2 separate regions of the Homo sapiens genome follow, and region 2 is linked to region 1. The links are chromatin contacts, found by Hi-C or POLR2A ChIA-PET in ENCODE. All regions are on one chromosome and are shown on one strand. Each heading gives the region's core, a stretch centred on a gene start or an enhancer-like site at or near the end of the contact. The rest is flanking DNA. Distances are from core to core; before and after follow the strand shown. Region 1 overlaps IL31RA (interleukin 31 receptor A). Region 2 has its middle 64 kb from the start of C5orf67.

Evidence for each region. A loop is a pair of places that touch in the nucleus more often than their neighbours do. ChIA-PET counts read pairs that join two places held with the same protein, here RNA polymerase II (POLR2A). Pooled maps may share reads with other maps.
Region 2: a loop to region 1 is called in a pooled map, with 2.7 times the contacts of the local background. The contact joins two enhancer-like sites. A Hi-C loop is called at or near these places in 2 of 37 single-sample maps with no recorded cell type and 3 of 50 pooled maps. POLR2A ChIA-PET finds 5 or more read pairs at or near these places in 1 of 52 experiments (SK-N-SH).

Annotation. Positions count from the first base shown.
Region 1 is chr5:55,921,904-55,925,325 of GRCh38, forward strand. It overlaps IL31RA (interleukin 31 receptor A), which reads left to right. Exons shown (of 15, transcript NM_139017.7): 15 at 1-947. Among named protein-coding and RNA genes, the nearest start is that of IL6ST, 71 kb to the right of the region's middle. RefSeq lists an enhancer at 929-1,529. Within about 2 kb of position 1,773, at least 10 of the 41 ENCODE cell types and tissues checked have a DNase peak (open chromatin) inside an H3K27ac peak, as active enhancers do.
Region 2 is chr5:56,668,254-56,671,675 of GRCh38, forward strand. No RefSeq gene overlaps it. Among named protein-coding and RNA genes, the nearest start is that of C5orf67, 64 kb to the left of the region's middle. RefSeq lists a silencer at 1,949-2,243 and an enhancer at 2,193-2,242. Within about 2 kb of position 1,903, at least 15 of the 41 ENCODE cell types and tissues checked have a DNase peak (open chromatin) inside an H3K27ac peak, as active enhancers do.

The sequences.
Region 1 (3,422 bases), core at 523-3,022:
TTAAAATACTTGTTTTTGTAGGGCATCTGAAAAAGAAATTTCACACTGGTGTATTTTGTTAATTGTTTCTACGTAAATGTTGATTATTGACAAGCCTACTTGTAATCAAAATGTGTAGTGTGGTCAGTGTCTTGCACTCTTATGTTGTGGCGGGGGGGGGGGGCGGTTCCTGAAGAGTGGAGTGTGACTAAGGATAACAGCAGTCCTCATTTCCTTTGGACACTGGGGTCAGTGGGGAGAGAGTTTGCTCCGAAGCACAAACAGCTCCAATCCATGCTGGAAGAGACCCCAGGCCACAATAGCCCTTGACACAGAGCTCTATGCAGGGCTGTGCTGCCCAAGACGCTTGTCGTGTGCTGATGAAAAGGGCTGGGGAGAAGCAAGGGGCAGGGGAGGGGCAGAACTCCACAAGAGGGCAAAACCTGCTGTCAGCAATGCTCTCGTGGCTGTTCAAGGGAAGTGAGATACTTGTACTATGCATTTCATTTTTAGGACTAGAATTCTGTCTTCCTGCCCAACTTCAATATAAGTGTGGACTAAAATGCGAGAAAGGTGTCCTGTGGTCTATGCAAATTAGAAAGGACATGCAGAGTTTTCCAACTAGGAAGACTGAATCTGTGGCCCCAAGAGAACCATCTCTGAAGACTGGGTATGTGGTCTTTTCCACACATGGACCACCTACGGATGCAATCTGTAATGCATGTGCATGAGAAGTCTGTTATTAAGTAGAGTGTGAAAACATGGTTATGGTAATAGGAACAGCTTTTAAAATGCTTTTGTATTTGGGCCTTTCATACAAAAAAGCCATAATACCATTTTCATGTAATGCTATACTTCTATACTATTTTCATGTAATACTATACTTCTATACTATTTTCATGTAATACTATACTTCTATACTATTTTCATGTAATACTATACTTCTATATTAAAGTTTTACCCACTCAGCCAGGTGCAGTGACTCACACCTTTAATCCCAGCACCTTGGGAGGCTGAGGTGGGCAGATCACTTGAGGTCAGGAGTTTGAGACCAGCCTGGGCAACATGCTGAAACCCTGTCTCTACAAAAAATACAAAAATTAGCCAGGCGTGGTGGTGCGCACCTGTAATCTCAGCTACACGGGAGTCTGAGGCAGGAGAATCACTTGAACCCGCGAGGCAGAGATTGCAGTGAGCCAAGATCGTGCCTCTGCTCTCCAGCCTGGGCAACAGAGCAAGACCCTGTCTTAAAGTTTTACCTACTCAGCTATCTAAACTGAGGCTCCACAATGTAAATACGTGAGAGATCAGGGAAGCCTGGTGGCTGTGGGAAAGGGCTCCAGTTGACCAGGACTCGGCAGCTCATTACACTCTTTGCTGCAGGAAATGACTCCTGCCTGCATTTCCTGTGGAGGATCCGAGACCCACGCCCGGGCTCTCATTGTCTTCCTATTCCAGGCTCCTTCCCGCTCCTGGAGCTGCCGCTGGGTCTCAGCTCTCTGCTCTGAGGCTACGCCGCAGCTACAGCTCCCTGACCTGTTCCTGTTCAGGCTCCCAGGAAACCTCAGAGTGGCAGGTGCCTGCTGTTTCCTCTGTCTCCCGCCCATCCCACCACGGCCTCTCCTGTACTTTCAATTTGTTTTTCTTTAGCCATTCCTTCCCTTCAGCTTCTAAACACAGTTGGGTCACTTCCATTAAAGAAAGAAAGAGCCCCTGGATCTTCCTCTCCCTCTGGCTGCCCACAGACTCTTGTCACAACGCAGGCCGTGGTTTAAAGGGAACGTGGTCTACAGCCCGTCTGGCAGCTTCTCCAGGCAGCTGAACTTGTTTCCGTTTTTGGTAGTGAGAAAATTGCACCGCTAGAACTTTCTAGAGGTGTAGAAAGCAGGGAGTCACTCAACCCATTCTGGTTCGGGGGACTGCCAGATTTTTTTTAAAAAAAAGGGGGTGTAGAAAGCAAGTGAGACCAAACAATTTTGGGACAAGGAATACGGACACAGAACAGACTGGTAAGTACCCAAGTGTATGACAAACATCCACCATGGATCTAGGAGAAGCCCTGGGGCAGGGTGATATTCACCCGCAGAGACCCCTGTTCATCACTAAGCTTATGAAGAACCATTGACTGGCATTTAACACCAGGTGCTGTGCTCAAGGTGTGGCACGCAGTACCCAGTAAGCCTCACAACTGCATTGTGAGTAGGTAGCTCTGGCCAGTGGCAGATGAGGAGGCTGTGCTCAGAGAGGCTAGATGACTTGGCGGAGGCTCTCTGAGGCTCTAAGCGGGAAGTGGGGGGTTGGAGCCCAGCCCTTTGACTTTCCTTGTGCTTTTCTACCTCGGGTGAGTAAGATGACCAAGGGACTGGGGAGATCAAGAGGAGTGGAGACTCCAAGGGGACCCCTTTTTGGTGAGACGTGTAGACCATTCCCCTCTCCCCTGGGTGCCTGCAGAGAGCTCTTGAGACTGGTTTTAGAGCCAGTGAGGTCTAAGAGAAATGCTGACGGCAGGTGTGGGGATGGAGAGGGGAACCATGTCCATGTTCACAGCCCTGGTGACAAGAAGACAGAAGCCCCCAGGGACCCAGAGCTTCAGAAGGGTTTACGATGGCTACAGAAGCAGGTAGTCCCATGACGGTGTAGAATCTGTAAGCACCCCCAGGAGCTGGGCAGGGCAAAAGCAGGTCTGCTGGAAGAGTGGATGTCCCATGACTGTTGGAATAAGGTACCACGTGGGTGCCTCCTCCCACCCCTCCTTCCCCCTCCCCCACCCCCACGCGCCCTTGGGGCAAAGCGAGACTCGTATCAAAATAAAAATAAGTTATTGGCTCACGAGTTACACTTTCAGAGTCCACAGACTTAGCAAGGATTCGTGTCCTCTTGCCGCTGTAACACATTTCCATAAGCTCAATGCCTTAAACAACAGGAATTGATGATTTCACAGTTCTGCAGGTTGGAAGTCACACTGGGCTACAGTCCAGGTGCTGGCAGGGCTGTGTTCCTCTCTGGAGGCCATAGGGAAGAGTCTTCCTTGCCTCCTCCAGCTCCTAGGCGATGCCTTTATTCCTTGGCTTGCGGCTCCTTCCTCCGTCTGCGGAGCCAGCGGTGTTGCGTCTCTCAGTTCTGCAGTCACACTCGCTCTGTGTGCAGGACCTGGGCTGCACAGCATGAAGGCCCCAACTAAAGCCTCCGTCTCCATGTAGGGACTTTCTCCCGAGATGCCAGGTTTGTCCTTTTAGGAGTTCCTGGCCCATAGAAGACTGTGGCTATATAGTCTTATGTGAGATCAGAACCCAATGGGAGCTTGATGGGAACTGAGCCCAGAAACCCATCAAAATCTCATCTTATTGTTGTCAAAGCTATAGGGCCAAAGGATCTAGGGCCTAGAAAACCTAGCCCTAGATCCATGGCCCAGGGGGCTCACTAACAGTGCCCCTAGAATTAGA
Region 2 (3,422 bases), core at 653-3,152, 750 kb after region 1:
GGGGGCTCAGGGAAAAAGACTTATCTTTCTACATTAAACATGTCAGTTTAGAAGCTCTTCCAAACCAAAAGGTAAGTTCTTTTCCCAAGCAGAATTTTGTCTTCAAACTCCTGCCAATTTTGAGAAGAATTTTTTTCTTGTGACCCCTCCCTCATTAGGCTATGAGATCCTTCAGAATAGAAAATGATGCTGTATCCGCTTCCATAGCCCCAGCACCCAGACTTGGTAGATGAATTATAAATATTTACTGCATACAAGGATCCAGTGCAGAGCTTTGTAAATTCCATTTGTTATTTGTTGAATATATTCACAGGTTTTCTTTTTATGTTAAAATCAAACATCTTAGAAAACCAGCTGGCAAGTACCTGAAGACATCATTTAATCTAATCTTTTCATTTTGTACATTGGGAAGCTGAGGCCAACCTCCATGGTTATACTTGCAGGCAAGTTGCTTAGAGTTTATCCAAAAAAATGATATTTCTGATTGTCAGGGTACTAAATAATTTTGGTAGCATCCCAGTAAGCAGAACAGAGTAAAATTCTCCCAGGGGTTCATGAAGCCCCTGCAATAACACAATGCTACTAATTAATTAATTAATACAATGCTGTTATTTCTGCCAACAGAAATCTCAGAATATGAAAAACACACAAGAGAGGCTAAATGGGAAAATTACTGACACCCAAGCCAATGACCTGAGTCAGAACAACTTTTATCAGAATGAAGCGCAGAAATATTAATATCAAGAAGCTGAACTTTTAAATCAAAGCCAGAAAATGTATTTGCCCAAGGTAAAGGCATGAGCAGAAGGTTTACAGAGAGAAGGACAATGATGATAAGGAAAGCTTGCTTCTTTACAATGAATGCATTGTGACAAACTCGTGAGGCACCAAGCAAGCTGACAAGGGTCCCTTCTTCCTTGCACCTAGGACAGTTTGGCTAAAGGACATCTAGGGTGACACGCCTCAGACAGTCCGCATTAATTTCACATCCTGGAATAGCCCGAAGAACCTGTCCAACCTGACTGTCAGCCTTTTCAAAATCACTTTTGGAATTCTTTGTTCAATCCTGCTTGGTTTACACTGGAACGTCTCTTCTGGGACTTCTCTGGTGACTTGATCTTTGTCCACAATGACATAGCCCAGGAGACCCACCAATACCCAGATTTGCCCAGTGGGTGACACTAATATTAGATCCAATTAGAAGTGTCAATTCAAAACAGATGAAGGACACATTTACACACAAGTCAGGGCTGCCACAAATTCATTTCTTCCTCACAATATCCTCTAGCAGAAAAAAGGGCAAACTGACCTTGAAGAAACCTCCTTTTTTTTATCGGTTACCATGGCAGCATGAACCGTCTCTCCCCAGGGCACCTGCCCATGGGTTTGCACCTGCCAGCTGGTAGCAAGAGTGCACCAGCAGCCTTGGTTCCCAGTGGCTGTGCTCACATCATCAACAAAGGTACCAGCAGTGCCAATTGGCTTCACGATATGGATACCTGCCCGCTAAGCATTGGCCTGGAGCTCGGGGACTTTCACAAAGGCCAGCCAACAGCTGGCAGGCAGGAACCTCCAGGTCATTGTCATCCTGGGCTGAATTGGAACATGCACTTGGGAGACAAAGGCTCTGTCTGTAACCACAGCATCCCTTCCTCCCTGGGTGTTTTATTTTCAGCTCTGGGTCCCCTGCTATGGGAAGGCCATGTGGCTGAAGGTGTCTTTCTTGTTTTTTTTTCCCCCCCCTCCTTTAGCATTGTCCTGCCTTGTGCATGGTGCAGAAAAGCTTTCTCTGTCCCATGTCTAGTTTTATTGCAAATCAGAGAGCTCACCATAAGTCATCCTGGGCCAGTGGGTTCAGAGGTGGAGCTGGTAACCAGAGGCCATGTCAAACTTCCTCCTCTGGCTCCATACCAAGGCCTCGGAGGATTTTTTGTCACATGAGGTTACTGTAGTTTCACATCCTCTAAAGCAAAGCTCTGTCGAAACTCTCTATTCTCACATGGCTTCAGCTCAAACAACCACCCTACTCAGCTGCCTTCCTAACCCTTTCAAGCCGTGAATCAGGAGACCTGGGTTCCAGTTTCAGCTCAGTCTGCGTGCCCCAGAGCAATGACGGGGCCTCAACTTCTTTATCATGAAAATTAAGAGGCCAAAGTACCTTTCACTCAGGTTCCTTTCAACTCTCTCTCCCCTATCTTAAAAAAAAAAAAAAAACAACAGCTTATTTTTCCTGTTGCTTTTAGAAGAAACTCTTAACCTGAGACTCTCTAAAAATGAATAGAGATTATTGTGGTTTAAAAAATAAATGGCTACACACAGCAACCTGACTGTATCTCAAAAATATTATGGTAAATGAAAGAAGCTTCACATACAAAAGAGCTCATACTGTATGGTATTATTAACATGGAATTCAAAAATAGGCAAAACTAATCTACAGTTTTAAAAATTAGAATAGTGGTTGCCTCTGGCTGTGAGGTAGGAGCAGGGATTACCTGGGAAGGGGCAAGAAAGAATTTTCTGAGATGAAGGTTATATTTTATATCCGGTTAGGACTGGGTCACACAAGTAAGCCTTCATCAAAACTCACAGACTGCTACTCTTGAGAGGATCAATAGAGGTAATAAAGCAATTATAGCAAAATATTAATTGCAGGATCCAAGTTGTGAGTAAATGGGTATACCCTGTTTAATTCCTTCAACTTTCCTGTAATTTGGGAATCTTCATACTAAAATGTTAGAAAAAAACACGTTCTAATACATTTCAAAATTCCTGTCTCACTCATTCTCTCCTTTCTTCCATCCCCTCCCTCTTTCTTGACATGTGACCTTCTTTTCCCATTAAATGAGTCAATGGAAATGGGAATATTTATTGATTTGAGCAGTTAAGTCACCAGTGCTCTGTGATGACTAACTACTTTATCATTCATTGCCCATGGCTTTCAAGGGAAGAGGACAAGCTCTGTGCATCTTTCTCAAAGAAAGCGTTCCTACCTGTAAAAGTCTGTTAGAAAGGACTGCAGATTTAATAAGCATCTTTCAAGAGCTCTGTCCCCATTCCAACTCACCCCAACCCTCCAGCCCCAACACATTTGTTAAAAATTCACATTCAGAGATGCAGGACCCTCAACCTTGGACTTCCCAGACTCCAGAACTGTAGGACATAAACCTCTTGTCTTTACTTTAAAAAATAATAATAACATTCAGTCCCTTTTTTGAAGGTTTTTATCAGGATATCTCAAACTTAACACTGAAAGGAGGTAGCAAAATTTCTGTTTCCTCCATGTCTTTGTACTTGTAGAAATGGAGGCACAAAGGTAAGACACAGGTGTGACCAGGCCCTTCGAGTGGTTCAGCTGACTGAATATACACCTAGAGACCCTAAAACAAGCCACAGGGGTGAGAAATCAGAGAATTAGGAATGCG